2 separate regions of the Homo sapiens genome follow, and region 1 is linked to region 2. A link is an interaction called in ENCODE POLR2A ChIA-PET data of the cell type or tissue named here. Cell type or tissue: PC-3. All regions are shown on one strand. Each heading gives the region's core, and the rest is flanking DNA. Links, peaks and the distances in the headings are about the cores only.

Region 1 (16,258 bases), core at 137-5,136, 54 kb after region 2:
CTCAAAATAGATTATTTACTAGACTTTTAAAGTAGTTACGTAGTAGGTATATGCACATACAATCTGTCAAAAACATCTGTTACTTCCTCCAAATTTTCTATTAATATTACGTATAACTTTCCCTCTGTATAAAAATAGAAAACAAGCCTGAAAATGTAGATTTTTTTCCCTTCAGTTTCTCATTAGTACCAGCGCGCTTGGTAAGAGATATTAGATCACTCCCTACACCTTTGAGAAAGTCATCATACATAGTCACTACTATTACAGCTCCTTGGGAATGGTTCAGGATTAGTCTACTCATAATAAATCAGCAGGTAAAACCTTTCTCCTTGGCGAATTCTTGTCTTTCAAAGTAACTTGTTTAAATTTCATTTTTTAGCTATGTCTTTCTTACATTATTTTTTTCATTTCAACTTTTCCTTCTGTTAAATTCCTAAACTTTTTCTTAAAACAATTTCATCCACAGCATATCTGATATGAGCAGAGTTGCATTATTTCTTTGGAGGAAGATAGCAAGTAAGTTTTAGGTTACTCTTGTGAGGGAAGAAAGAAAAGGGCAGGCCTGTGGGCTATATACAGAAAGAAAAGACTAGAAGTCAATACAGCCTTGTGTATAAAATCTCTTGATTTAATGCTGTATATAAAAAATGATAAAACTAGTCATAAACTTCATCAAAGGGACTGAGTGGCAGCAAAAATGTCACGCTTGCGTTGAGTCACAGGCCTTCACTCTCCATAGACCATTTTCTACTTCAAATGAAGGATCAGTGACAGAATTAAGCTAATCTCACATAAAGTGAAGGCAGCTTTGAATATCTGAAATTTGTTTGGAAATAAAATTCTAATTTCCATACTGACTGGCATTTGTATCACTTAAACTAATATTGCAGCTGTCACACGCTTACTCTCCATGTTCCTTTTCATTACTCCTTCTGTGAATGTCTTCTTCCTCACTACCACCCGATTGATTTCCTAATCAGCAAAACCCTTCCAACTCTAAAGTTTGATTTTTAATATTTTTGGGACTTGGTGGCTCACCATAAATAACAACTCTCTCTTCCTTTTCTCTTAGTCCCTCAATTCTGATTCTAATCCTCATGCTGGGACTAGATGCTAAGAATAGATCCCAGGCTAGAGTTCTGCCTCAGTAATTTTCCAGCTTGGAGCCCTACCATTTTTTTTTTTGGCAGTAGGACTTTTATTTATTTTTTAATTTTTTACTTTGAACTAACTTTAGACTTACAGAAATGTTGCAAAAGTAGTACACAGACTTTCTATTTATCCCTCATCCAGCTTCCCTTATTATTAACATCTTACATAACCATAGCAAAATTATCAAAACCAGGAAATTAACATTGGCAATACTATTACCTATAGACATTATTCAAATTTTACAGTTTTTCCACTATGTCTTTTCCTGTTCCTGGATTCTATCCAGGACCCCATACTGTATTTAGTTATTTTTCTTTAGTCTTCTGGAGTCTGTAAGAGATCCTTAGTCTTTGTCTTCTATTTCCTTGACACTTTTTTTTTTTTTTTGAGAAAGAGTCTCGCACTGTTGCCTGGGCTAGAGTGCAATGGTGCGATCTCGGCTCACTGCAACCTCCGCCTCCCAGGTTCACGTGATTCTCCTGTCTCAACCTCCTGAGTAGCTGGGATTACAGGTGCACACCACCATGCCCGGCTAATTTTTCTGTATTTTTAGTAGAGGTGGGGTTTCACTATATTGGCCAGGCTGGTCTCGAACTCCTGACCTTGTGATCTGCCCACCTCGGCCTCCCAAAGTGTTGGGATTACAGGCATGAGCCACCGTGCCCGGCCATCTTGACACTTTTGAAGGGTACTGATCAGTTATTTTGTTGAATGACTCTCATTTTGGGTTTGTCTGATGTTTTCTCATGATGTAACTGAGAATTTTTGTCAAGAATACCAGAAAAAGAGTGTTTTATCCCTCTTTGTGGATCATATCACAGGGTTCATGATAGTGATGTTTTTCTACTGGTGGTAGAGTTTGGATATTTGTCCCTGCCCAAATCTCAGACTGAAATGTAATTCCCAATGTTGGAGATGCAGCCTGGAGGGAGGTGTTTGGGTCATGGGGGCAGATCCCTCAAGGCTTGGTGCTGTCCTCACCACAGTGAGTGAGTTCTCACAAGATCTGGTCATTTAAAAGTGTGTAGCACCTCCCCAACCCACCTCCTGCTCTGCTCTGGCCATGTGATGTGCCTGCTAGCATCTCACCTTCCACCATGAATGAAAGCTCCCCAAGGCCTCCTCAGAAGCTGGACACATGCCATGCTCATACAGCCTGCAGGACTATTCAATCAAACCTCTTTTCTTTAGAAATTACCCAGTCTCATTTCTTTATAGCAATGCAAGAATGGCCTAACACAACTGGTAATGTTGCCCTTGATCACTTTGTTAAGGTTCTGCTAGGTTCTTCTACTATCATCTTTCCCTTTGTAGTTAATAAATATCTTAAGGGAGATGTTTGAGGCTATGCAAATCCTGTTTCTCCTTAAACTTTTGCCCATTAATTTTAGTATCTATCAGTGGATCTTGTCTGCAGCAGTATTTCCTGAGTGTTTGCCTAATAGTGATTTTCTATTCCCCTCTTTGTTTCTTTCTACATTTATTAATTAGAATCCTATTGGAAGAAAGAGTTCTCCCTTATCTCCCATTTATTTATTTATTATTGATTTAATAAGTATGGGCTTATTTTATCCTATTGGTTATAATTCAATACTATATTAATTTTGTTGCTCAATTTGTTCCAGCTTTAGTCACTAGGATTTCCTTCAGGTTGACTGCTGTGTTATTTCAAGAAGCCTCTATCTTTTTTTGAGCAAGTTCTTGCTTTTTGGCACCAAAAGATGTTCTAGACTTATTTTGTATTTTCCCTGCCTCTGGGATCATCTACTTCTCTAAAAAGCCTCTGTTCTTTTTATTGGAGAATGATATTAAGAAAAAAGATGTGGACACCAGTTGTGATTATTGTATTGATGTGTCATTGTTTTTGGGTTCTCACTGAACAGAGCTAAGAAATACAAGTACGTATAAAGGCATACCTTGGAGATACTGTGGGTTTTGTTCCAGGTCACCAAAATAAAACAAACAGAGCAATAAGGTGAGTCACTCAATTTTTTTGATTTCCCTGTGCATATAAAAGTTATGTTTACACTATAATCTATTAAGTGTGCAATAGCATTATGTCTAAAAACATGTACATACCCTAATTTAAAAATACTTTATTGTTAAAAATGCTAATGATCACATGAGCCTCCAGTGAATCCTCTTTTTGCTTGTGTAGGGGGGTCTTCCCTCGATGTTGATGGCTGCTGACTGATTAGGGTGGTGATTGCTGAAGGATGGGTGACTGTGGCAACTGCTTAAAATAAGACAATAAAGTTTGCTGCATTAATTGGCTCTTCCTTTCATGAAAGATTTCTCTGTAGTATGTGATACTCTTTGATAGGATTTTACCCATAGGAGAACTTCTTTCAAAGCTGGAGTTAATCCTCTCAAACCCTGGCACTACTTTATCAACGAAGTATATGTAATATTCTAAATCCCTTATTGTTATTTTTACAATGCTCACAGCATCTTTACCAAGTACAGATTCCATCTTAAGAAACCATTTTCTTTGCTCTTCCATAGGAAGCAACCCCACATCCATTCAAGTTTTATCAAGAGATGATAGCAATTCAGTCACATCTTCAGGCTCCACTTACAATTCTAGTCCTCTTATTATTTCTGCCATATCTGCAGTTACTTCCTCCACTGAAGTCTTGAACCTCTCTCAAGGTCATCCATTATGGTTAAAATTAATTTCTTCCAAACTCCTAGTAATGTTAATATTGACCTCCTATGAATCATAGATGTTCTTAATGGCATCTAGAATGGTGAATCTTTTCCAGATGAAAATCTTGAAAATCCTTTTCAATTTACTTTGCCCAGATCCATCAGAACAATCATTATCTATGGGAGTTCTAGCCTCATGAAAAGTATTTCTTAAGTTACAAGACTTAAAAGTCAAAATTACTCCTTGATCCAAGGCCTAAAGAATGTTGTGTTAGCAGACATGACAACAATAATAATCTCCTTGTATGTCACCATCAGAGCTCTTAGGTGACTAGATGTATTGTCCATGAGGAGTAGTATTTTGAAAGTTATCTTTTTTTCTGTGTAGATCTCAATAGTGGGCTTAAAATAATCAGTAAACCATGCTGTAAACAGATGTGCTATCATCCAGGTTTTGTTGCTTCATTTACAGAGCACAGGTAGAGTAGATTTAGCATCATTCTTAAGGGCCCTAGAATTTTTGGAATGGTAAATGAACATTGGCTTTAACTGAAAGTCACCAGCTACATTAGTCCCTAACAAGAGTGTCAGCCTGTCTTTTGAGGCTCTCAAGGCAGGCATTGACTTCTCTCTAGCTATGAAAGTCCTAGGTGGCACCAGCTACCCACAGAAGGCTATTCTGTCTACATTAAGAATCTATCATTGCTCTCGGGTGGCCCTGGCCAGGGAAGACAAGCTGTATGTCACTTCAACTGGCCATAGTGGTAGAAGTAGAGGCAGCGGGGCCTGTGTGACCACCTGGGTTTGTGAAATGGCTGCTGGCATTTCTAAATCCAGTGGGGCTGATTGCAAAGGAGGCCCAAGGAACAGTGCCAAGTTAGATGCTGATTACTCACTTTGAGTCCTTTATTGCAGAGTCTGTTCATTACCAACAGGGTACTGTGAATATATGCCTGTTGTTGCTAAATGAAATGAATTTGAAAAACTTACTGTAGAAAATTCACCCAATCAAGAAGTGGAATTAGTAAGGGTCAAGGAATAGCAGGGGAAGGGGAGAAGAAAAAACAGAAGAGAGGTGGAAGGGGTCAAATAAAACCAAAAAAGGAGACTGTACCATAAAAGGTTATTATAGCCAAAATTCCCAGAGCAAAGAAGAAATATGTAAAAACAGTGTGTGGCTTTGCAACTTTTGAAGTTGATCTTAAAGAAGCACAAAGATTTTTCTGCTCAAAAATTCTCCTGTGGTACCTCGGTAACAGGGGAGGATGAAATTATTCAGGAAGACTCTACAGATGGCATAATTGATATCATTCAGAAAAAACAGCCAGAGGTGGATGATGACAGCATCGAAGATCTTGAAGAAGTAAATATGTAGTTTTGAAAATACGTCTGTATTTAACGGCTGGAACTGAGAGTTGATACCGCCAAATGGAGAGAAGTCTTTTAAATATAAATAAATACACACACACACACACACACACACACACACACACAGACACACACACACACACACACTCTTATCTTACAGTAAAACTGTAGGCTTCATTCTTGGCGTTTTCACTGTTCTGTACAAGGTTGTTTGGTTTTTTATTGCCAAAGTCAAATAAATAGGAGAGATTGTCTACGTATGAAATAGAATTTAGACAAAAAATTCTGGTCATTTGCTACTGACTTTTCCCTCTCTTCTTAATTCTTTTTGAAAAACCCAGATCTTTTTGTGGGAAGCATTTCTGTTGATTATTTTACTGATCTAATGCTGAGTGATTTTTAAAAAGCATTCCAATTTGGCTTCCTCACCAGTAATACGAAGAAGAATACCTTGCTTCTTTGACATGACAGTTTAGAGATGGATGAGAATCTAATAGATTTGTGGTTGAATTTGCTTCACTGTTATCAAGTCCACTTCGTGGGCACAATAACATACTGTTGGTGGGATTTGTTCAAGCTATTCTGGAAATTATTTGGTAAAGTACACTAAAAGCCTTTAGACCATTTGCACTGTTTATACTAGTAAGCCACTTCTTTGACATCATTCTAAAGAAATAATCAGTCTTGCATAAAACTTATGAATGAAGGTATGGATCACAATGTTATTTATATATCAAAAAGTTGCAAATAATATAAACAATTAGGAAATAAATGGTTAAAGAAGTGATAATGCATCATGTGGTAGAATATTATGCATGTGTTTAAAAACCATATTTTCTAAGAATATTTGGAAACACACTTGGCAATGTCAAGTAGGGGCACACCCCAGATACATTATTATTTTTTGGGATGGAGTTTCACTCTTGTTGCCCAGGCTGGAGTGCAATGGTGTCATCTCGGCTCACTGCAACCTCTGCCTCCCGGGTTCAAGCAATTCTCCTGCCTCAGCCTCCCAAGTAGCTGGGATTACAGGCATGCGCCATCATGCCTGGCTAATTTTTGTATTTTTAGTAGAGATGGGGTTTCACCATGTTGACCAGGCTGGTCTCGAACTCCTGACCTCAGGTTATCCACCCACCTCGGCCTCTCAAAGTGCTAGGATTACAGGCAGGAGCCACCGCGCTCCGCCTACATTTTAGATATTTATTATCATCATTGTTCTCAGTGGAAGTCCATTCAGAGAGGCTAGAGGCTCTTGTTGTGGCTATAAATTATGTGAGTAAAATTCTGCTAACCAATTAAAAATAATATATACCCATGTTTAACAGTCTGGAAAACAGCAATTAAAACATATCTTTCTTATAAAAGAACGGACACTTTTAATGAATGCATTAGATGAATTATATTTTAAGTCAGGTGCTGCAAATCAAAAAGATGACTTGTATTTTAAATTGGTATGGTCACCTTTAAGAATTTGGAACCCACGAAACCATTGTTTATTGTCATGCAAATTATGATCCTGAATAAATTTTTTTTTTAAAATAAAGTCTCAGAAAATATGTAATAAAGATGTAAAGTAAAACAATGAAAAAAAAGGAAAATCTATGGTTTAAGTGTAGCCACTTTCATCAATTATCTTAGCTGGATCTTCTGGATAACTTGCTACAGCTCGTGTATCAGCACGTACTGCTTCACCTTGCACTTTTATGTTATGGAGATGGCTTCTTTCCTTAAACCTCATGAATCAACCTCTGTTACCTTCAAACTCTTTTTCTGAAGCTTCCTCACCTCTCTCAGCCTTCATAGAATTGAAGAGAGTTAGGGCCTTACTCTGGATTAGGCTTTGGCTTATAGAAAATTTTGTGGCTGGTTTGATTTTCTAACTAGACCACTAAAATTTTCTCTGTATCAGCAAAAAGCTTGTTTTGCTTTCTTACTGTTCATGTGTTCACTAAAGCAGCACTTTTAATTTCCTTCAAGAACTTTTCCCTTATACTCAAAACTTGATTACTTGCTTGGTGCAAGAGGCCTAGCTTTCAGCCTATTTTGGGTTTTTGACATGCCTTCCTCACTAAATTTAATTGTTTCTAGCTTTTGATTTAATGTGAGAGATGTGCAGTTCTTCTTTTTACTTGAACACTTGGAGGCCATTATGATGTTATTCATTGGCCTAATTTCAATATTGTGTCTCAGAGAATAGGGAGGCCCAAGGAGACAGAGATGGGGGAATGGCTGGTCAGTAGAGTCATCGGAACACATAAAACATTTATTAAATTTGCTGTCTTCATGGTATCTGAAACCAATTACAATGGTAACATCAAAGACTACTGATCGCAGATTACCATAACAAATATAGTAATAATTAAAAAGTTTGAAATATTGCAAGCATTACCAAATGTGACATGGAGACATGAAGCAAACACATGCTCTCAGAAAAATGGTGTTGACAGGCGTGCTCCAGTATGAGAGTGTCTGTTTTCCCACAGCCTTGACAACAGAATAGTTTTTAAATTGTCATGTTTTAAAATTTTTGCTAGTTGATAGGTAAAAAACTGGTATCTCAGTATTGATTTAGTTTGCATTTCTTTAGTTATGAGTTTGAACATGTTTCAAAATGTTTCAAGGCCATTTTAATCTTTTTTGTGAGTTGTCTGTTTATTTTTTTCCCATTTTTTCATCATGTTTTGGTCTTTTCCTCAATTTTAAAGAGTTCTTTAAATATAAGAGATATTAACTCTTTATCTGTAGTATATGCTATAATTTTTCTTAAAATTTTTATTGATTCATTAAAAAAATAATAAATCTATCATGCTGACATCTAAGAATATGTTTTATGAAAATAACTATTTTTCAAAGCAAACATTTCAGAAAGTGGCACTGTGTAAATTTTTGCAATAGACTCCCAAATCTGCCTCTGCATTCAGTATGCTCCAAGAAACTGTTTTGGATTCAAGTACAAGACGAAATGCCAGTCATATGTTGGAGAAGGGAAGGTGGATGTTTTTCTTTGATACTATGCTAAAAGTTGACAAGTGGTAGATTTTTAAATTATTATGTTTGATTGACTAATCATAATTGCATACATTTATGGGGTACAATGTGATGTTTTGATATATGTATATAATGTGGAATGATGAAACCAAGCTAATTGACATGTATCACCTCCCTATTGTATCATTTTTTATGGTGAAACACTTAAAAGTTAGTTATTTTGAAATATATTATTGTAGTTGCCCTGCTTTGTAACAGATCTTAAAACTTATTCTTCCTATCTATCTGAAAATTTGTACAAGGGAGAAGTTGTTGATCACCTGTGATCAACAACTTCTCCCATTCCTTCCTTCTTCACACTCCCAGTCTCTGGTAACTATCTTTCTACTGTTTACTTCTATGAGTTTAACTTTTTTAGATTCCACATATAAGAAAGATCATGCAGTATTTGTCTTTCTGTTTCTGGCTTATTTAACTTAGCATAATGTCCTTCAGTTTTATCCCTATTCTTGCAAAAGACAGGATTTCCTTCTTTTTAAAGGCTAAGTAGTATTCTATTATACAAACACACACACACAATGAATACACACACACACACACACACACACACACACATATACACATACACATACCATGTTTTAAAATTCTGTTTTTCTTCCAACTTTTATTTTAGGTTCAGAAAGTACATGGGCAGGTTTGTTAATGGGTAAATTGCTTGGGGTTTGGTGTACAGATGACTGTCACCCACAGTGAGCATAGTACCCGACAGGTAGTATCCTCACCTTCCTCCTACTTTCCACCCTCAAGTGAGCCCCAGTGTCTGTTATTCTCTTTCTTGTGTCCATGTGTACTCAATGTTTAGCTCCCATTTATTAGCAAGAACATGCAGTATTTGGTATTCTGTTCCTGTATCAATTTGCTAAGCATGATGGCCTCCGGCTGCATCCATGTTGCTGTAAAAACCAAACACCGCATGTTCTCACTCATAGGTGGGAATTGAACAATGAGAACACATGGACACAGGAAGGGGAACATCACACTCTGGAGACTGTTGTGAGGTGGGGGGAGTGGGGAGGGATAGCATTAGCAGTTATACCTAATGCTAAATGATGAGTTAATGGGTGCAGCACACCAGCATGGCACATGTATACATATGTAACTAACCTGCACATTGTGCACATGTACCCTAAAACTTAAAGTATAATAAAAAAAACCATGAATGATTTCATTCTTTTTTTTTAATGGCTGCACAGTATTCCATGGTGTATATGTACCACATTTTCTTTATCCAGGCCACCACTGATAGGCATCTAGGTTGATTCCATGGCTTTGCTATTGTGAAAAGTGCTGCGATGAACACATGGACACATGTCTTTATATTTATATATAGAACAATTTATATTTCTTTGGGTATATACCCAGTAATGGGATTGTTGGGTTCAACAGTAACTCTGTTTTAAGTTCTTTGAGAAATTTCCAAACTGCTTTTTTAAAAAAATAACACACTTAAAGAATCCATTCAGCTTGGTTCCATATCTTGGCTACTGCAAATGATGCTGCAATGAACATGGGCGTGTGGCTATCCCTTTGACATTGATTTCAGTTTCTTTGCATATATACTTGGAAGCAGGATTACTGGATCATATGATAGCTCTATTTTTAGTTTTTTGAGGAACCTCCATGCTGTTTTCCATAATGGCTGTACTAATTTACATTCCCACCAACAACGTAAAGAGTGCCCTTTTCTCCACATCCTTGCCAACACTTATCTTTCGTCTTTTTGGCAAAAGCCATTCTAATTGGTGTGAGATGATATCTCAATGTGGTTTTAATTTGCATTTCCTTAATGATTAGTTATGCTGAGCATTTTTTCATGTACCTGCTGGCCACATGTATGCCTTCTTTTGAGAAATGTCTGTTCAGGTCCTTTGCCCATTTTTTTAATCAGGTTGTTTTTTGCCATTGAATTGTCTGAGTTCCTTTTATATTTTAGATATTAACTCCTTATCAGATGTATGGTTTTCAAAGATTTTCTCCCCTTCTGTGAATTGTCTCCTCACTTTGTTAACTGTTTCCTTTGCTGTGCAAAAGGTTTTTAGTTTACATGTCATTCCATTTGTCTATTTTTCCTTTTGTTGCCTGTACTTTTGAGCTCTTTTGTCAATATTTTCTCTCAGTTTATCAGTTGTCTTTTGACTTTGTTTCTGGTATTTTTTGGTCATGCAACATTAGAAGTTTTTTTTTTGTTGTTGTTGTTGTTGTTTTTGACAGTCTCACTCTATCACCCAGGCTGGAGTGCAGTGGCATGATTGTGGCTCACTGCAGCCCATACCTCTTGGGCTCAAGCAATCCTTCCACCTCAGCACCCTGAGTAGCTGGGACTATAAGCACTTGTCATTACGCTCAGCTAATTTTTTTTTTCTTCATAGAAACAGGGTCTCACTATGTTGCCCAGGCTGGTAAAATTTTTTCACGTGGCCAAATTTGTCAATCTTTTCTTCTATTCCTCTAGCTTTAGATCCTAGAAAGCCTTTCTCTTCACCAAGGTTAAAGAGAAAGTTACTAAGTTTTCTTCCATTAGTTGCATGGTTTCATTTTTAAATATTTAGATCCTTAATCCATTTGCTTATTCTTGTGCATGGTGTGAGATATGAGTTATCTATATGGTTATTTAGTTGTCTCAGCCCATTTAATTAAAAAGTCCACCTTTATCCCAATGATCTGAAATACTGCCTTCATCATACACTAAGTGTCCACATGTCCTTGGGTCTAATTCTGAACTTTTTATTCTATTCCACTTGTCTATTCACATACTAGAAACACACCGTTTTGATTTAGGCTTTACAGTATGCCTCAATGGCTCGTAGTCAGAGCCCTGTTGTTTAATTAGCTGTAGCTGAGATCAGGATAATGTTTATCTTTGTTATAATTCTAGATCTAAACAGCTGTATCCTGTATATTGCTACTATTCAATTATACATTACTGATTACTTGAGCCAAAGGAGGTTAGGGCCGATAACAAATACAAATTTTAAAGAAAAGCGGCTAATTTATTTAGTTCATCTGGAATTCCTAGAGATGCTGATCTGGCACACATAAACAGTCTAAGTACATTCAATCTACAGTTTATGAAACTTTGTCTTAGAGGATTGGTGGAATTCCAGATTCTCAAACAAGATTCATTCCCGGAACACATGAATCTGATTCTGAATTGACCTTATAAATTGGTTGGGAACCACTATCATGTATAAGTACCCAGCTGAATACTCCAAGATTTCCTAATAGAAAACACTAACATTTTCATTCATTCACAAATATTAATTGAACTTCCATTGTATATCAGGCACTGTGCTAGGTTTTAAAGCTATAATAATGAGTAATATAGCTATGACCCCTGTCTGCCCTCCACAGTTTAGCAGGAAACAGAGGCAATTAAACAAGTAATAATAATAGTGTGATAGAAGAGAGGAAACATAGGGTGCTAGGGCAACACACAGCTGGGGCACCTTAAGGTAATTTAGGAGAGCCAGAGAAAGCTTTTTTAGAAGAAGCAATATTTAAGCTGAGACATGAAGAAGGACAAGGGGTGAACCAAGGTGTGGTAGTTTTCCAGGCAGGGGAAAAAAGTATGCAAAGGCCCTAAGGCAAGACATAGCTTTTTACTTTCAAGGAACTGAAATCAATTTTAGTGTGGCTAGCATATAAGTGAGTGGGGAATGGTGGAAGATAGGGCATGGCGAGGTTTTCCACTGGCAGTGGTTTTGCTCCCCAGGAAACATTTGGCAATTTCTGGAGACGTTTCTGGTTGTCTTAATTAGAGGTTGAGGGAGTGCTACTGGTAGCACAGAGGTCAAGGTCACTTCTTCTAAATATCCTATAGTAGACAGGACAACATCCGCCTTGCCCCTGCCCGCCCCCCGCCCCCCACCCCACACAAAGAATTATGTAGTCTAAAATAACCGGTCCTGGGAAAAGCAGAGGTCCTTTCATTACAATTTTTATGATATTTTAAGAAGGGAGTTTGGATTTCATTCAAGGGCAAGGAGGAGCTATTTGATGGCTTTAAGTAGCAAAAAACAAATGTTTTAGAAAGATTACTCAGTACAGAGAATTGACTAGAATTTCTTCATTCAAATATTTATGTGCCATGCATTGTGTAGGAGCTGGGGATATGGTGGTGAACATTTAAACACTGACCCATTCTAGTGGAAGAGGTAGAAAATAAAAACAACATAGAAATTAACAATAAACAACAAGGCTGTTTTCCCATATTCAGTGTTCCAAATGTAGATGAAATCTGGGTCTGACAGTAAAACGTCAGTGTTAATTTTTAGAGAAGAAAAGCCCTAGACAAATTTTATAAAACATCATCTATGGGGTATGTGTTGTTTAGTTTGGATCTCATTTCTACTAAATGAAAATATTTTTAAAAATAATCACTACAACACAAATAAAATCTTATTCTTCATTATTGTTTTTCATTTTCTGTGTATGTATGTGTGTGTGTGTGCATGTTTCTGGCTTACATTTCCATATTATGTTCAAAATGCTCAATATTAAAGGATTACTGAAATGACTACTTCTTTGGCTGACAGCTTTAATAGTGACTGCAACAATTTCAGGAACCATGATCATTTGACACCCCCTGGTATAGTACAGAACTTGTCTCTTGGCAAGGATGACATTTACTTTTTTTCTTACATAGATTTCCTTGGGAAAAAAAACCTTTGCTTTTTGTATCTCTGTGACACTTCCTAAAATTAGCTGTTTTCTCTAATGAACTCATTTCAGATATGTTAGCTTCTTAATCTAAGGACTGTCAGTGACAACTTGCTTAATGTGTTGGGAGATTCTAGTTGCATAAAAACCTTTTTTGAAGAAGAATTTTAGGTCAGCAAAATGACTGAAAGTACATCTTCATTATAATTTTCTTGCTGTGAAGCCACCTTAAATGATGGATGGATTTTTCGAAATAACACTAAACTAAATTCCTTCCTGTCACACTAGAGAAGCAGCTTCGTGCAGTGGTTAAGAGTATAGACTTTGCCTGCCTCAGTTTAAATCTTGACTCAGTCATGTACTAGCTTATGGTCTCAAGCAAGTTATTTAACCTCAGAGCCTCTATTTCCTCATTTGTAAAATGGGGATAACCATAGTATTCACATTACAGGGGAGGATACTGACTCTGAATCCTCACTTCGTTATTTATTAACAGTATGACTTTGAAAAAATTAATCACTGAAGTCACTGTTTCTTCATCTGTAAAATGAGATAATGATGTACCTCATAGGGTTAAGGTAAAAATGAAGAAATGATATAGCAAATATAAGGTAAATAGCACTAAGCCCATAACACACATTAAGCCTTCCATAAAGGGAGGCCAACTTCTCCTTGTCTCGTGAATTTTGTGTGTATTACCACAGGGGCACAACAGATTCAAAACCTAGAGAAATCTCTGTTGGAGTTAAATTCACATATCCAGGAAAGGCCCTGAATGAGATCTCCCTGTCCCTCTACTGTGATTATGCTTTAGAAGAAATATGTAATGTTAAGTGGAGACACGCTCGAGAGATGCCAACCTATCAAAATCTTTGCTTCAAATGGAAAGTATTTCTTCAATAAATGAAATAGTTCTAAAGTTGTGACAAAAACTCTCCAGTGTTCTCAGTTAACTAGATGCACAAGAAAGAGCAAGAATGTTATGAAATACCAATGATAATTACTGACATACAAAGAAATGACACCAAGAATATGTCAAATTGAGAGATTTTTCAAGAACACTTTAAATTTTCATGTTAGTCTACCTCATCAAAACATTAACTAATTTGAAAATCCTATTTAAAAGATAATTTCTGCTTACTGGTTTGCTATAGGTGAGCAGCAAGATTGCAGGCTTCTGCTCTATGCGTCTACAGAACACTTTTGTGTAGCTGAACTGTAACACGTAGCACAATAACTGGGATAACATTCAGTTTTAAGCTAAGTGGCTACTTCTGATACAATGTTATAAGCTGAACAGGATTCCATGTCTAGGTGCAACTAGATTAATTTATATTTTGCTTAAGGAAGACACAATCATGAAATTTAACATGTAATCATGCCTCAAATAAGTATAAACAGTAGCCACTAATTTCCTACTTATGACATGTAATGTTTTCCAAATATTGAACATGAACATCTTGGGACTTCTCTTGATGAGAGAAAGAATAAGATGTAAGAAAGTGAGGAGAATTAATTCTCTGTGATCTTAGCACTTATCATCTTCTGACATACTATATATGTATTTGTTTATTGTCTTTCTCTCATGAGAATGTGGACTGTATAACAGCAGGAATTGTGTCTGTTTTGTTCACTGATTTATCTTCAGTCCTGGACTATAGGTCCTTCAAATGTATATCTAAACTGAATAACTGAATGACTGAATAACTGAAGTGCTGGAAGCACTTTAACATCTGTGTATTTCTAAGATAGATATTAGTCTGTTCTTTTTTTTTGAGACGTAGTCTTGCTCTGTCGCCCAGGCTGGAGTGCAGTGGTGCGATCTCAGCTCACTGCAAGCTCCACCTCCCAGGTTCACGCCATTCTCCTGCCTCAGCCTCCCGAGTAGCTGGGACTACAGGCGCCCGCCACCACGCCCGGCTAATTTTTTGTATTTTTAGTAGAGACGGGGCTTCACCATGTTAGCCAGGATGGTCTCGATCTCCTGACCTTGTGGTCCGCCCGCCTCGGCCTCCCAAAGTGCTGGGATTACAGGGATTCTAACTGTTCTAAAGAAGAGGATAGAGACCGTTTACACAGGAGATATTTAGAAAAAAACAGAGATGTCTTTTAAAGCTACAATGACTTCGCAATGAATTGACGGAAATCTCAGATTTTGCAGAAGCCCATTTATAGATGAGGATGTACTACTGAGTAGGAATAATTAATAATGTATCTGGGAAAACATGCTGTTTCTGGCTTGGAGCTGGAGTGTATTTCTATGAAAAATTTGAACCTTACAATATTACAGACCATCTGTAAAACTTCCACAAAGCATAGGAATTAGAAACACCAGGTACTGTGGAAGAGAAGGGTGAAGGGACCTGAAAACACAGAATTTATATGAAGTTTATGTAAGAAGTTAGATCCCCAGATTCCCATCCCTGCCCTGCCCAGCCAGGTGACTACCTTCCCCAACACCCACAGGAAAGAGAACTAGAGAAATTAAACAAGAGAGAATCTAGACTTAGGGACACCACACATTGAGCAAGGTAGAGATCAGGTGCAGGACTGAAAACAAGGGGCTTAAATAAATGTCTGATAGTGAACAGTGAAGCTCCAGCCCTCTTTTCCTGCCCAGCTCCAAAATGCTGGCACCCAAGACATATACTCTCCAGTCAGAAGACTGGAGGATTCTTTGCTAGAGAATTTGAACAGCCCAGGAAAAAAACTTAGGAATACTGACTTTTGGGCATTTCAAAAAAAGGGCGGATCATCTTAATGTTCTATGGTCAAGCTCTCTACACACACAAGCTTCTAATCAGTTTTTTCAGTGCCTAAGTAAAGAATACATTGCGTCCATAAAACAAGAACAGGATGCTATAAAAAGAAGGAGACAGCTGGAGAAAAGGAAGAACTGTTACACATTAAAACTATGAGAGCAAAAATAAATTTTTTGTAAAAGGATTGGAAAGTAATGTTGAAGAAATCTCTCAAAGGTGGATTAAAAAACCAAAAAACAAAAGTATAGAAAACAGAAAAGTTAAGAAAATGAGAGTATCATACCAGTATAGGAAATTTAATTTTTTTTTTTTTGAGATGGAGTCTCACTCTGTTGCCCAGGCTAAAGTGCAGTGGCGCAATCTTGGCTAGCTGCAACCTCCACCTCCTGGGTTCAAGGGATTCTCCTACCTCAGCTTCCTGAGTAGCTGGGACTACAGGCACATGCTACCACACCTGGCTAATTTTTGTATTTTTTTGGAGATGGGGCTTTGCCATGTTGGTCAGGCTGGTCTCAAACTCCTGACCTCAGATGATCCACCCACCTTGGCTTCCCAAAGTGCTGGGATTATAGGCATGAGCCACTGCGCCCAGCCAGAAATCTAATTTTTTATTAATA
Region 2 (16,258 bases), core at 6,305-11,304:
AGTTCATTATTATTTGTAAGTTGTGTGCAACATATTCTTTTTGTTTGTTTGTTTTTTTTTGAGATGGAGTTCGCTCTTGCTGCCCAGGCTGGAGTACAATGGCATGATCTCAGCTCACTGCAACCTCCACCTCCCGGGTTCAGGCGATTCTCCTGTCTCAGCCTCCCGAGTAGCTGGGATTACAGGTGCCTACTGCCACGCCTGACTAATTTTTGTATTTTTAGTACAGATGGGGTTTCACCACGTTGGCCAGGCTGGTCTCCAACTTCTGACCTCAGGTGATCCACCCGCCTTGGCCTCCCAAAGTGCTGGGATTACAGGCGTGAGCCACCACGCCCAGCCTCTTTTTTTTTTTTTTAATTATTTCAAATTTTATTGTAGATTCAAGGGCAGTGAATGTACAGGTTTGTTTCATGGTGTACTGGATGATGCCGAGGTTTGGGACACAAAAGTTCCCATCACCTGGTAGTGAGGATAACAACAGTTTTTTTCAACCCTTTCCCCTTCCTTTCCCCTCCCAGTAGTCCCCAGTGTCTACTGTTGCCTCTTTATGTCCATAGGTACTCAATGTTTAGCTCCCACTTATCAATGAGAACATGTGGTATTTGGTTTTCTGTTCCTGTGTTAATTCACTTAGGATACTGGCCTTCAGTTGCATCTATGTTGCTGCAAAGGACATGATTTTGTTCTTCTTACGGCTGTGTAGTATTCCACGGCAACACATTCTATCAGTAAAATTTATAATAAACGTATGCACACACAAACACACACCCCTGTTCCACCCCACACCCCTCTTCACAGTTGGTTGTTAAACATTTCCTAGCACACTACCAATTCCCTACATTTGCCACTATTATTGTTATTATCATTAATAAATAAACTGTATAATGTTTAACAGTTTACCAAGCATCCCTTACAACAGCCTTGTATAAAGGAGTTTATTAGCTTCACTTTGCTGATGGGAAACTAAACTTCTAAGAGATAGGTAAATTGTTCAAGGGCTAGAGTTAATGAATAGCGAGGCTGGGACTCAAATCTGGTCCTTCTGAGATTCTAAATGTTATGCTGTTCCTGTGCCACATTATCTAACCATGTGACTACACCTCAATAATTCATCTCTTTGAGCCTTGGTGCCACTGTCTGTTAAACAGGGAGGAAAACATGGAGAATAATTATATCATTTCCACGGTCCTTTCCAACTCGCACCTTTCTATACCTATAATTTGAGGGACTTTGGCATTTGAGTAAAGTGCTTCATGGAGTTTAATCTCCTTATTATTCAGAGCAGCGATCACGAATTCACATTAATTTGGTTGGCAATTTTGTCTTCGTGCAATCTTTTCTCCTGGTTTCCTGGGTCCTTCAATACAGAGCTTGAAAAAACAATCCTATTGCCTACTTCTTACCTCAGTATAACCCATGCTGGCTGCAGCAATGAGGGCCTGTTGGATGGCATGGCTCTTCTTAAATACTCCTTGCTGCTGGCCGGCCATCGTCCAGTCACACTGAATCAAAAACTTGACAACCTCCAGATGACCTCGGAGTGCAGCATGAACCAAAGCACACTGCCCGTTCTTATCCAAATGATCCACCTAAGAGGAGAGGACAGGAGATATGTGTGAACACAGACTTGTGGCTGAGCTCGCAATCTAGTCACATCCGCCACTGCACAAGCCTAGGCTACTAAGAATCATCCTTTCCACTCCTGGAACCAATCTCTGAGCAAATTCAGGAGACTCTGCTCAGCCTAGATTATTACTGAGCTACAACTATGCTAAATGTCCCTCTGGGAAGAACTTCTTTTCCTCAGAAAAGGTCAGACTTTTTTTTTGCATTCCAAGAAAAACAAAAACCAAAACTCTCAGTTTGAGCTTCGTCTTCCTGAGGTAAATTCTTCTTTGTCTCCTCAAATAGTTCATTTTAGACCAAGATTTGAGAAACTGGTAGCTCTGCTGGCATAAAAAAAATTATCTTTGAAATCAAAAAAGGGAAGAAAAACATTATGAAGCTACAATTTTTTGGCCTTCCAAAGAAGCAAAACATCTCACATCATGAATCATTTGACCACCAAACTTTGGCAAAGTCTGCTTCTCTCTTCCAGCAGGAGGGAGGACTCTCAAAGATCTGCCCCAAATGGCTAGAGGCACTTCTGGCTTAGTGCACCAGTAGCAGTCTTCATAATTTCAGTGTTGGTTACAAGTTTAGGCTGAAAGAAGACCCTGATCAAGATTGATTTACCAGAAGGGCCTTCGTTTCAACAGATGAGTAGCCTTTCATTAGATGAGTAGCCTTTTCTGGTAGGTAGGTGGTACTTGTCCTGCGGTAGTTAGATCAGTTGAAAATATAAGTTCTGTTTCTGGCTTTCCTACTGATTTCAGTTCCATCCAGCCATCCACATAGTGAATATTTACTGAATACAGAGTATGTGGCAAAGTACCACTTAGGTGAATAAGACAGTAAATATATAGGTTCTGCTCTCAAGGACTCTCCAACAAGGTAGGGGAGATGTGACCAATGTGACAAGAGCCTGTCCAACAAAGGAGTATACAATAAATTTAAAGGAATGTAAAAGTGAAATAACATTTCAGAGGAAGGAAAGATTAATTCCTGGCTAGAATCAGGAACAGATTCAGACAGAAAGGTCTATCTTGACTGGCTGAGATGGAAAATGATTAATGTATTCTACTTTTTGTAAGAGTAGGGCACATGAAAGGGAAGTTTAAACTCTAAGGCGGAAAAGGTCTTTTGGGACAGAGCATGGATATTTCTGAATGCCAGGCTAAGTGGTCTGAATTGTAACCAATAGGCAGTGAAGTCATTGAGTGTTTTCATGCTCAGAACTGTATTTTCAAAAACTAAGCGAATGGATAAAAGAAACCATGGCTCCTTGGAGAAATGGTTGATTCCAGGACTGGGGTAAGAGATGAGACTAGAACATCTTGTGGTGTCAGAAAGTCTGAAAATGCTCAAAAATTAATAGAGGGAAGTTGAAAGGACACAGGAATCAGTTTGAAGGAGTTCCCAATGGCCAAATCTGGGGCAAGGTGAACAATGAAAATGAATAATAATGGTAATGGATTTCAGGCTATGGAATAAAATAAATATCCATGACTTCATAGCAATATCAATAAATACTTGAATAAATACATGGGGGAGAAGGGATCGCTTTCCCTTTCAGTAACATCTCAATTAATACATGTTGAGGGAATGATGGAAGTAGAAAATCACTGTTAGGCAAACATCAAAGCAATAATTATTGCAGTGGCTGGGCATGGTGGCTCATGCCTGTAATCCCAGCACTTTGGGAGGCCGAGGCGGGTGGATCACCTGAGGTCACGAGTTCGAGACCAGCCTGGCCAACATGGTGAAACCCCATCTCTATTAAAAAATACAAAAATTAGCTGGGTGTGGTGGTGGGTGCCTGTAATCCCAGCTACTCCGGAGGGTGAGGCAGGAGAATCACTTGAACCTGGGAGGCGGAGATTGCAGTGAGCTGAGATCATGCCATTGCACTCCAGCCTGGGCGACAAGAGTGAAACTCCTCTCAAAAAAAAAAAATAATAATAATAATAATAATACTTACTGCAGCAAGAATCACTGATGGATCCTAATATTAGTGGACAAAAGTATGACAAGAACCAGGATGTCTGTCTTTCTAGTCTCAAAAGCATAACCCTAAAAGATATTTCTTAATTACAAAAGGAAAAACAGTAACTTCAGAGCTGAGAAACCTGGAAGACATTACCTTAGATGCCTGTTGGGGGTCAATGTCCTCCTAATTCTGGAGTAGGGATTAAGCTAGAGTGATCAAATGCTCAGAAGAATCCAGCGAAGAAAAAGACTTCTGAAATAATGAAGAACATTATTCCGTATTGGAGGCCTTTTTGGACAGGTATTGTGCGGTGGCCTTGGTATGTACTTTCTTGGACAATGTCGCATCATCACTGATATATGGTCAGTGTGTTGGTGAGCAGGTCTAGGGTAGCCAAGTGACTGAGGTTAACACCACCTGTAATAAGACCTATCAACAGCAGGGACTTCTAGTGCTGCATTTTTATAAGGGTACAGCATTGCTTACGTGGTATTCTTGCCAAAAATATATACACTCAATCTCACAGTGAGAAAACATTAGATAAACTAAAATTGAAAAACATTCTACAGAACAACTGGCTGGTATTCTTCAAAACTGTCAAGCTCATAAAAGATCAACAAAGACTGAGAAACTCTCACAGGTTGGAGGAGACTAAGGAGGCACAACACTAAATGTAATGTGAGATCCTGACCTGGATTCTCTAATGCAAAAATGATCAGTGGGACAGTTGGACAAATTTCAGTAAGGTCTGTAGATTAGTTAATAGTATTATCACCAAATTACTTTCCTGGTTTTGATAATGAGACTACAATTACTTAGGCTGTTAACATTAGGAGAAGCTGAATGGAGGATATATAGAAACTCTATGCATTTTTTTTTGCCTACAAGAGAATTATTTTATTTACTTTTATTATTTTAAATTGACACAATAATTGTACATATTTATGGGGTACAGTGTGATATTTTGATACATGTATGCAATGTGTAATGATCAAATTAGGGTAATTAGCATACCCATCACCTCAAACGTGTATCATTTCTTTGTGTTGGGTCTCTGCACTATTTTTGCAGTATCTTTGAAAGTCTAAAATTACTTCAAAATAAAAGCTCTACAAAAGCTAAGGGGATGGTGTGTAATAGATGAGATGAGAATCTGAAAAACGGGTTTGTTACACAAGAAGACTCCAAGAATAATTCAGGGGGATAGTGGCAGTTGGGGTAGAGACCAAGGAGTAGCTTCTCAAGCTCTTTTGAGGATAACATTGAAAAGTGCTGGCCACTAAATGAATTAGGAAGGGCAAAGGAGGGAAAGATGTCAATGACTCCCTAGTTCTGAGAAAAACGGAGGCTACATTAGCAGACTTTGAAAATCCAGAAAGAGGAGGGTAAAGATGCTGAGTGATTTTAGAAAGCTGGATCTGAGGAACTAACTAGTCAGGGATATGAACATGCCTGCCAAGGAAGCAGTTACAAATGTGAAACTACAGCTCAAAAACACTTTCAGAAATTAGCAATTTGGGGTTAAGAGTCACCAAAATGTAGGTAGGAGAACTAGAACCCAGTCGGGTTTGACGCCAAAGCCTATGACTTTAATGCTGAAGCCATGGCGAGTATGAGGACGGAAGGAAGACCAGAGGATCTCAGTGAACAGTTCTATCAGAAGAAGAAGAGAGGGGCAGCCAGAGAAGTGGGAAATGACATTAAAAGTTTACTACTGGCCGAGCACGGTGGCTCACGCCTGTAATCCCAGCACTTTGGGAGGCCAAGGTGGGTGGATCACCTGAGGTCAGGAGTTCAAGACCAGCCTGGCCAACATGGTGAAACCCCATCTCTACTAAAAATACAAAAATTAGCCAGGCGTGGTGGTGTGCGCCTGTAGTCCCAGCTACTTGGGAGGCTGAGGCAGGGGAATTGCTTGAACCCAGGAGGCAGAGGCTGCAGTGAGCCAAGAATGGTGCCACTGCACTCCAGCCTAGGCAACAGAGCCAGGCTCTGTTTAAAAAAAAAAAAAAAAAAAGGTTTATTATTGCTAATACTATGGAGGGGCTCAGAGATGTGAGGAATAAGACAAAGCTGCTTTATTTGGTGAATGGCAGTCATTAGTGACTTTTAAAAGAGCAGCTTGGTAGAATGTAGGGAGGTTGGGTTATTTTCTTTTTTACAGATACTATTTATTAGGCACTATATAAGATTAAAAGAGACTTTAACACCTCTTTTAAAAAAAGGCTTTATCTCTTTCAATGCTTACACTGACTCTTTTAACACCCTTTTTATAGATGAAAAGTGCGATTGAGAGAGGTTAAGTGACTTGTTCAAGCCCTTGTATAAATTAAGTATGGACACAGGATTTAACCCAGTTGTGTCTGATCCTAAAGCTTATCATTTTAATGAGTTGCCTCCTCTCTCATTCATGGAAGCCAGAATGCAAGTGGTTAAGGAGTAATAAAGAGGTGAATGTAGCCAGTATAGAGGACTCTTAGGACAGGTTTGGCAGAGGTGAAAGGGAAGAGATGGGATGTTGCTTCTGGTTAGCAAGGGAGAGGAACATTTCTTTTTTAGGTTAGGTAGGTTTCTACATTCATAGGTTTGTAGAAACTGAGAAAAAAGGTAGTGTGAATTTAGAAAAAGAATGAAATAACGTGAGAGAATGAGCAACACCGTGGGTTAAGAGTGTAGAGGAGGAGACAATTGCTCTGGAAAGGAAGGTAAGTACTTCCTTCTCTAAGGCAAAGTAGAGGTGAGCGTACGTAAGAACTGATAAGAGTTTTGAGATACAGGCACCTTGAGATGAGCTCGATCACAGTGATGAAGGGCAGAAGAGGCGTGATAGGATCTTGAAAGAAGTACATATGAGTTACATTTCTGCTCTGGGGAAAACAATGAAAGATGAAGAAAAGGATGGCTTGGCAGTGTAAGGGCTGAACAGCAGGAAAGACCCAGCTAAGATCAGAATATGAAGTGACAGCAATAGTAAGAAGGGCTGGCTGCCGTGGCTCATGCTTGTAATCCTAGCGCTTTGGGAGGCCACAGTGGGAGGATCTCTTGATCCAACGAGTTTTAGCAAACCTCCGAGCAATATAGCAAGACCCTGCCTCTACAAAATAGGAAAAAAATAAAGCTGAGTGTGGTGGCACATACCTATACTCCTGGCTACTGGGGAGGCTGAAGACTGCAGTGAGCTACAATCATGCCACTGCACTCTGGCCTAGGCAACAGAACAAGACTTTGTCTCTAAAAAGAAAACGAAAATAGTAACGAGGCCCAGTTATCATTGTTCCTAGAGGTGTCCATTCAAATGAATGGGATGTCACAGGTGCACAATCACTGTGCTACAGTAAACTTCTAAGGCTCTGAGATGTCATTGAGAGGCCTACGTCTCAGTTCCCAAAGGAGTGGAGGAGTCCCACTTTCTCCCCTCGTAACAGCACTGAATACCGCAGAATGAAGTCATACTATGACTTGTATTTCACTATGAAACCACTAAAGTCCTCAGTTTGTTTTCAGGACTGAAACAAAATACTATGAGGCCAGACTTTTTTTTCCCAGAGGCCCACATTTGTGAGACCAGCATTTTTCTTTTCACCAATATTGTGAAATCGAGTTTTTATACATAAAGCAAACATATTTTGGAAATATTTTCAGAGAACTGATCAGTACTAACAGAAGCACTTCGAGGTGCCCTTGGTCAGTCTGAGTATAAATAGGGAGAATCATCTTCTCCCCTTATCTCTAGAGTGGTGGTCTTCAAGGACAGGATGAAGGTGTCTGGTCCTGTTCTCATCTCCATGGCTAAGTTTTCTTCTCTACACATGAAAGGCTTAGAGCCTGCAGGTGTCATTTGGTCCAGACCTGCCACTGCAGTCTCCTGGCTTCCTCACTTCTCCTTCCTCTCTTTGTTAAAAAGAGGCTTCTTCTGAGCTCAATAGATCATTTCTGGGTTGTTATGTAGAAACTTTTTGTGGTTACGGATAAATGCAGTTTCCCAAGCACCTCTCAAAGGGTTTAGAACTGTGTGCTCCTGCAGGATGGATGGCAGTGGCCCTGCACATATGCAGAACCAGCACTCTCTCTGATCTCCTCTCCATCATGGTTTGATATACTCTACCCAGACTCATGAAGTAACACTGGAGATAAGAAAGAGTATGCATCGAAAATAAAGAAAAAGGGAAGAAAAGCAGCAGAGCTGGGCAGCCAGTACCTTGGCCCGTTTCTTGCACAGCAGCACCACAATGCTCAGGTACCCTGCTGCTGCAGCATATCCCAGGGGAGTCAGGCCACTTTCAGAAGAGGCATCCACGTTGGCCCCGAACTCCAGCAGCAGGGCTACCATTTCTGTGTAACCAAGATGGGACTGAACACATAGAATTGGAGCATTATTTAAAACCTCTGTCCGGTAATTAATATTGGCACCTCCCAAAATCAGCAGTCGGCTGACCTAGAAATAAACAAACAGAACTAATAATTAGACAAACAGGAGTCACATCCTTTTAGTCATCTTTTATTAAACCATCTAACATTCTACAACAGTGTCTAGTAGCATTTAGTAATTGCTTTATTTTATAATCTCATTTGCTCCTTTTTCTTTTCCTTTGGTAGATAATGTAAAATATCTCCTTTACATAAATGGCATAGTAACTAGAGCAATTGCCTCCTATACTGTAGTGCTGAACATAGTCTCTACGAAGTGAGCTCTTGGTCAGAAAAGCTCCTACCAAGACAAAGGCTACCTGAGATCAATTTACTCTTTGGAACCAGCAGGACCTGATCCCATATGTCAGAGTCAGCTTATAGAAGTTAAGAGGACAATGGAGCTAGTCTCTAATTTATAGAATAAAATTTAACAATTTAAAATATATTAAATTATCAATAAAAGGCTAATAAGAAAGACAAGTCAAAGATCAACTAAATAGCTACTTAATGTCCTTCTAGTTTTATTTTTTCATAGTTAATTCCTTATCATATTTATAATTTCTTTATAAATTTACCTTTATATTTGGAGTGTAGAGATTTCGTAAAGACGCCAGTGCCATGGAAAGACCTTCTGTGCTATAAGAGATCCAGAGACCTTGGAGGATGGAGGATGATACACCAACTTTTTTACTCAAACCCTGAATAAGAAATACAGACAATTAAATTAGTAGCCCAGCAAAAAAAAGTAGCATCAGTGGTGAATTAGTGGCCTCTTTGTTTTTGGTACTAATGAATGAGAGCGGAGTCTCACCCTAACAATGTTCATGCCAAGCAAAGCCTAGGTGGGGGGACAAAGACCAGTCCTGCAGGAACAAGCTAACTGAAACAGTCTCCATCTCTGCAGCCCTTAGCAACACGTCTACTCAACACCTCTCTTTTCTATCTGGATATAATTTATTTTTCCATATCTTTTTTATTAGCCTTCTTCAATAAATCTCTTAAATTCAAGTTACTAAATTACACACTGTGGCAGAAATAATGCAATGTGATCACGGATTTCCATTTCATTTTCTTCCTGAACATTTGGAAAAACTCTATTTCCCAGGCTCCTTTACAGTTAGGTAGGCCATGTGACTGAATTCTGGTGAATAAAATTAGGGCATAAATAATATGTCATGTCCAGGCTTGGCTCCAAAACTTCCTGCATATTTCTCTACACTTTCTATTGTTCCTTTTGATTACAGGCCAGATGTAGAAGATCCAATGGAGAATTCTGAGGCCCAAGGTGATTTTAGAACTACTACACGGAAGGAGCCTGCCCAGACATCTGCACTGTACTGTGATGTAAGGAGAAATAAATCTTTGTTAAGTCATTGAGATTTTGCAGGTTTGTCAATAGCAGCTAGTGTTCTTCACCTTAACTAATATATCCCAAAATGATTACATATGCTTATCCTCAGGAAAAAAACAGCAATACAGGCTTGATTTCCATCCGCAACAAATTTTCTCCTAGTATCACTGGCACAGGTCCCACGACATGTACTAATATTTGTCCTTTTCACATGGGCTTCCCCAGAAGGAAGTTAGAATAATTTGTTCTTCAGATCTCCTGATTGTTAGACACTCTCTGACAATCATCTTACTCTTCTGTCAATATCTGGATCAAATCAGTTAAAGAAGGAAATCCTGAGGGCAGGAAGATATTAACAATGAAATTTGGGTTGTAATAAGAGATATAGGGAGGTACTTCTTTTAAAAACTTAAGCTACTTCTGCTTTCTTTGTCCCTGAAATATAGAATGTTCTTGCCTAGAATACCTACATATACCCAAAATCAGGAAGGTGTGTTTATGCGGCATACTAGGGAAGGGGCATCTACAAAGGAGGAATGTGTCAGTAACTTATGAGTTATAAATTCATCTAACAAGACCTCTAGTCATGGTGGTCAAGGTCTTCCCATAGAGAGTTCAGGGTCTCTAAAGTGGGTTAGGAAAAAACTTCCTGTAGAGGGAATTCTCACACTAGAGGAAAGGCTGAAAGGTGAATAATGCTGTGGGAAGGCTAGATACACGAACGTTTTAAAGGCTTTTCCGACACAGGCACCTTTTTTTTTCTCCCTGTGGGGATATTCTGATGCAACCAAAAATTAAATCATTGAACTTTCCTATTAAAAATTTTATTTTCAGCCAGGTGCAGTGGTACATGTCTGTAATCCCAGCACTTTGGGAGGTGGTGGTGGGAGGATTGCTTGGGCCCAGGAGCTTGAGACCAGGGAAATGTAGGGAGACTACATCTTTACAAAAAAATTAAAATATTAGCCAGGCATGCTGGTGCATGCCTGTGGTCCCAGCTACTTGGGAGGCTGAGGTGGGAGGATCGCTTGAGCCCGGGAGTTTGAGGCTGTGGTGAGCAGTGATCGTGCTACTGCACTCCAGCCTGGGCAACACCGTGAGGCTTTGTCTCAAAAAAACCAAAAAACAACAACCACCAAAAAACAGAAGGAAAAAAGACTTCTACATTTCAGTTTTTGAAATTATAAAAATAATACAAATTTGTTATAAAAATCAAATAAAATAATATGGTATTAAAAATAAACCTCCCATCTCAATCCTAAGAGGTGACTCCTATTAACACATTAGTGTTTATTATTTAACACATTTTCTATATATACGCAAAATACATACATACAAGTGCATATAAACAACGTAAAATTTACTTTATTAAACATTTTTGATTAAGGAAAATTTAAAATGTATTTACAAAAGTAGAGAGGAATAGTATAGTAAAGCTCTCATGTACCCATCACCTCACTTCAGTAATTTTCAACTCATGGCCAACCTTGTATTATTTACATTCCTGCTCATATCCCCTTCCCTTGATGGGATTATTTTGAAAAATCCCAGATATTTTATCAGTTAATATTTAATTATTTTAGTCAGTGTCTCTCAACAGATATGAACTCTTTAAAACATACCTAAAACTAAGAAGGATTCTATAATATGAAATATCCCAACAGTGTTCAAATTCCCTTGATTAGCTAAAAAAAGGAACTAAAATTTTTTTGGTTTGAATTGGGATTCACATAAGGTCCATACACTGTTACTGGCTTTAAAACACTTTCATATTACTAGGTAGTTCTAGGCTTTGTTCTCCCTCACTATTATAGCTTTTAATAATCATCCATGTACATGTATCTTTATACACCTATGCATATATATCTATAGAATATGCCTCAAGAAGTTGATATATTTTGCGACATTTTGACATGGCTTTATCAAAGTGGCTGCAAGTGTTTATACATTCTCAACAAAAAATCCACAGCTTGATAAAATGAGGAAGGATGGTGCTAATTATTTCTACGTATCCTCTCGTTCCATTCTATCCTAAGAGCATGAGCCAAAAGGCTGGGTCAAATCCTAGCAGAGTAGACCTTTGGGTGCCCAGAAACACAATCCTATGCTGGGAGGCTGAAACAGAATCCAGTTTTAACCCCTCACACCACAAGATTATTTCCCTTTTCATCCTCCTCGATTATTTAAAAATGGCTACCTAATTTCTACATAGTCCATATTCTCTCTGGCCTTGAGGAGGCTGGGCTCTGTTCTGAATCTGTCTACTATAGTACCCATGTAGGCACCCAGAGCTGGGTAAACAGAAAACAGTAGGAAAGGTGGGTAAGGGCAGCTTCTGATTGCTCATTATTACTTCAGAAGCTCTTTTAATTTGTGCAAGTAACAGGGACATCAATTACAAACTCTCATTTGGCCATGCAGTTTACATGCAAACAAAACTGAAGCAAATACATCACTAAGTAGTTCTGATTGTTATTTTGGCATATGAAATAGAATAGTTCCAGATCTTTTAGGAAGAATTCTAAATGTTACTCAGGGTTGGAGTCCAGACAAGTTAGGTTCTTGAGCACACCTGCACTGTAGATCCTGGAAGACCAGGAAGCTTAGCTGTGACTCCCCACTTGGGCCTCAATCTCCTAATTTATAATATGTGTGGGCCTCAAGACCTTTTGAGGAATGATAAACTATATTAACGAATTCAGAGAGAAAAATCAGCATTAAGAAATATCCATAGTCTAACAGAGGAAGCTTTTAGCAATGGAAGACATGTCTTACATATGATGGTTGAAGGAAAAAAAGGCAGGAAATCTGACATTTATTCAGATCTACAATGTGTCAGGTTCTGTGCTAGGGCCTTTCCAGATTTAGCTTCTCTAATGTAATCTAATCTTCACAACAGCCCTAGGAGGTAGAATTTATCACTATTTTTATTTAGGAGGGAACACAACTCCTGGAGCTAGAATTAGAGGCCAAATCTGTTTTTACTCTAAAGTTCATGTTCCTTCCATTATACCAACTAAAAAAAGGAAAAGTAATTGGCACCTGATTCAGGACCTCACTTCTCTGATCTTAGCTGAAAAAGTAGCAACTATAATAGACTAAAACAGACAAAACAGCTGATTGCTGCTTTCTCCCTTTACCTTTAATTCCAAACCATTTTCCATCCTTGGCCCTCTTCTCCAAAATTGTCCTTTTTAATCCCAGACAATTTCTTCTACTCCTAAGACATCACACTTATGAATTCAACTAAGCATTATATGCTTTTTTCCCAACTATTAAATTAAAGTAAAATTGTGTCTAAGACCTGTAACAGTTACCTTTCTGTTGACATATGTATGCTAACTTTAGGATAAGGGTTATCACTGGGGAGGGAGGAGAATGGGGTAAGGGAAAGATATAAAGGGGCTTCTACTATAATTGTTACATATATAACATTTATATATATAACTATTAAATGTAGGTAAGAGTCACCTATATTTTGGTGACTCTTAACCCCAAATATATATATGTGTGTAGCCTTTAGAGATCCTAGCCCCTCTTCTGAGGATTATATATATTAATGAATTAAATCCTCACAACCACTTAGTAAGGGCTAATATTATTGCCATTTTAAAGATTAGTAAGATTAGTGGTGGTAATCCCAGCACTTTGGGAGGCCAAGGAGGGAGGACGGCTTGAGACTAGCAGTTCAAGACCAGCCTGGGCAACATGGTGAGACCCCCATCTCTACAAAAAATAAAAATAATTAGCCAGGTGTAGTACTGTTTGCCTGTAGTCCTAGCTACTTGGGAGGCTGAGGTGGGAAGACTGCTTGAGCCCAGGAGTTCAAGGCTGCAGTAAGCTGTGATTGTGCCACTATACTCCAGCCGGGGTGAAGAGTAAGACCTTGTCTCCAAAAATATAAAAAAAAAAGTTAAACAACTTGCTTAAAGTCATACAGTCAGGAATTAAGAGAGACAGGGTTTGAACTCAGTCTGTTTTTAGAGTCTGATCTCTTAATTACCATGCTTGCTATACTGCCATCTTTAAATTAATGATGTGGAATAGTGATTTTTTTCAAACAGGAAAAGAAAAGAATAGTGGTTTCTCAACTAGCTGGGGTGCACATTAGAATTACCTGGGAAGCTTTTCAAAAATACTACTGATCAGTCGCTGCCGGTGGGAATGCAAAATGGCACAGCCACTTTGGAAACTAGTCTGGCAATGTCTTGCAAGCTAAACATAGTCTTACCATACAATCTGGTAATTGCACTACTAAGGCATTTACTCAAATGAGCTGAAAATTATGTTCACATAAAAACCTGCCTCTTAGTGTTTATAGAAGCTTTATTCATAATTGCCAAAATTGGAAGCAACCAAGATGTCCTTTAATAGATGAATGGCTAAATAAAATGTAGTAAATCCTTATAGTGAAATATTATTCAGCAATAAAAAGAAATGAACTATCAAGCCAAAAAAGACATGTAGAAATCTTAAATGCATATTGCTAAGTGAAAGGAGCCAGTCTGAACATTCTACATGTTGTGTGATTCCAACTATATGACATTCTGGGAAAAGCAAAACTACAGAAACAGTAAAAAGATCAGTGGTTGCCAGGGGTTGAGGAGGGTAAGGGGAGAGGAATGAATAGGTGGCGGATAAAGGAATTTTAGTGCAATGAAACTATGCTGAGATACTTAATGGTGGATACATGACATTATGCATTTGGCAAAATCGACAGAGCTGTACAACACAGAGTGGACCCTAACATAAAGGATGGACTGCAGCTAATAATAATGTATCACTATTGGTTCCTCAATTGTAACAAATGTACCACATCAGTACAAGATGTTAATAATAGGGAAAATTGTGGTTGGGGGAGTATGTGGGAACTCTGTACTTTCTGTTCAACTTTTATATAAGCCTAAAATTGGTCTAAGAAATAAAGTCTATTTTAAAAATGAAGCCTAGGTTCTACTCCAGAACAATGACTCATAATCTCTGGGAGTAAGGCTCAGGAATGTGTGTGTATTTTTAAAAAAACTCTGCAAGAGAATCTAATGTATAGCCAGAGTTGAAAATCACTGACCTACATCTATAGAGAAATCTCAAAGACAGAATGCTGAGTGAAAAAGAGAAAAAAGTTATAGAATCTTATAGCATTAAAAAACCCAAAATAGTTGTATATATTGTTTATGAACAGGAACCTACATTGGAAAAGTGTAAAATATAGATGAGAAGAACATGTTAGGGGTGTTAGCATGTGCTAAATCCCAACACATTTAGAATAGGAGTTATCTCTAAGGGAGACAGAGAAATGGGGTAAAAGAGAAATACAAAAGCGTTATCTATTATATTTGTTACATTCATTTCTTAAAAATAAAGAAAAATATTTGAAGCAAACATGGAAAAATGTTAACATTTGTTAAATCTGGTAGATAATATTTGATTACATGCAATTATCTGTACTTTTCTATATTTCATAATGCAATTAAAGAGGAATAGGAACATCTTTTCTTCTAAAACAAGAAAAAAAGAGGTAAGAATTGATAATGATATAGATTGATTTGCTGGTGAGGGGAGGAAAATAGTTAAAGGAAGTCACACTTGGTAGCTTTGATCTTTTTCAGTGACTCACAAGTTAGGCTGTTTGTTTCATTAGTTGGCTTTATTAAGAGCTAGAGGAAAAAGAAATGGGAAAAGGAGCTGAGTAAGAATGGACCTTGGTAAATGAATGTCAACTAAATGGTCCAGTAAATGGACCACAAAGCAGCACTGAGAACCGCACTGAGGCTGGACTAGATACATAAGAAATACGCCTGAAATACATAGCTTTGGATTTGGAATACTAGCTTTACTTGTACTATGGACTTTTGATTTCTTCTGGTTAGTGGAGTTGACCCTTTGTTCCTGTGAAGTACGGGAGAAAAGAGCGTCAGTTTGGTTCAATTCAACAAAGATGACAGGCAGAGAAGTGTGATCCCATTACCAGCCAGGATGTAGCCAAAAATAATGCATAATTAAATTCTAAGCTCATGGTTTCTTAAAGAGAATTTTATGTTCGAATAGCTTGAAAAAGTGCCTCTTCAGTATCTGTAACTATTGCTCAGGTAAGGGATCTTTTTGTCGGCAATAAATGGTAATGGAGTCCCTTCCTTAGAATCTAAATTTACAAAACTGTTTAGCAGCCAGTGATAAGCTTGCTCAAGATTTTTGAATACTTAAGAAAACAGGGAAAGCATGAAGAAACAAGAGCAATCTCATCTTAGGGATCTTTAGCTGTGGCTCAGGTATCTGAAGATCATGGCAAAAACTAACCTTGGGGGCTTATCCAATGAGCTTCTTTAAAGCGGGTTATTTACAAACATCACCTTTATGAATATAAAACCAGAGAAATGTAAAATTAATTGGAAAAAAGTACCCATTGGATTGTGTGTCACTGCTGAATAGAAGTTTCAAGTGGAACTATTTCTAACCATAAAGTCTATATTTGTCTTTGACCCACAGCTGGTGCAGATTGAGAATTCTAGCAGTTTGGGAGAAGTTAAAGCCTCTCAACAGGGAACACTGCATTTAAAGGATCCTGTAAACTGCAGCACCAGGAAAACCATAGTCCAAGTCTTCATTCTTCAGCTTGCAGTCACGTCACCACCATATGCTGTACACTAGAGTATTTATGGCTTGAATCACACATGGAGCCAGTCTTATCTCAGGCAACCATGCTGTCTGCATCAGTATAAGATAAAACTGTGCTAATGACAGGAGGGCATGTTTAAATGTACGTTTCCATGTATGGGATAAAATACTTCGTCAAATGAAGCTTGGTCAAATGAAGCTTCATGCTACTTCTCTGTGAATGTGGTATTTATTTTATGGGGCAGCAAAGGCAGGGATTAGCTTCATTTTTGCATCTGATTCTAGGCAGA

What was found. ChIA-PET counts read pairs that join two places held together with the same protein. Peaks named below come from ENCODE experiments on the same cell type or tissue, not always from the same donor. Only the 100,000 strongest peaks of a DNase experiment are listed, where the experiment ranks them.
Region 1: POLR2A ChIA-PET joins it to region 2 with 5 read pairs; 3 of 35 experiments call an interaction of 5 or more read pairs at or near these places.

The regions. Positions count from the first base shown.
Region 1 is chr17:63,320,894-63,337,151 of GRCh38, reverse strand. All of the region lies in intron 11 of TANC2 (tetratricopeptide repeat, ankyrin repeat and coiled-coil containing 2), which reads right to left. It also overlaps the pseudogene DENRP3. Among named protein-coding and RNA genes, the nearest start is that of CYB561, 120 kb to the left of the region's middle. In PC-3, for the core only: no CTCF peak of the experiment used is centred there; a DNase peak (open chromatin) is centred at 3,081; H3K27ac peaks cover 1,210 bases.
Region 2 is chr17:63,381,077-63,397,334 of GRCh38, reverse strand. TANC2 (tetratricopeptide repeat, ankyrin repeat and coiled-coil containing 2) reads right to left here. Exons shown (of 28, transcript NM_001394998.1): 16 at 8,578-8,700; 17 at 7,791-8,027; 18 at 1,407-1,592. It overlaps LOC105371856 (a long non-coding RNA gene), which reads left to right. Exons shown (of 4, transcript NR_188626.1): 3 at 9,247-9,346; 4 at 15,840-16,104. Among named protein-coding and RNA genes, the nearest start is that of CYB561, 57 kb to the left of the region's middle. RefSeq lists a silencer at 15,833-16,127 and an enhancer at 15,833-16,127. In PC-3, for the core only: no CTCF peak of the experiment used is centred there; no DNase peak of the experiment used is centred there.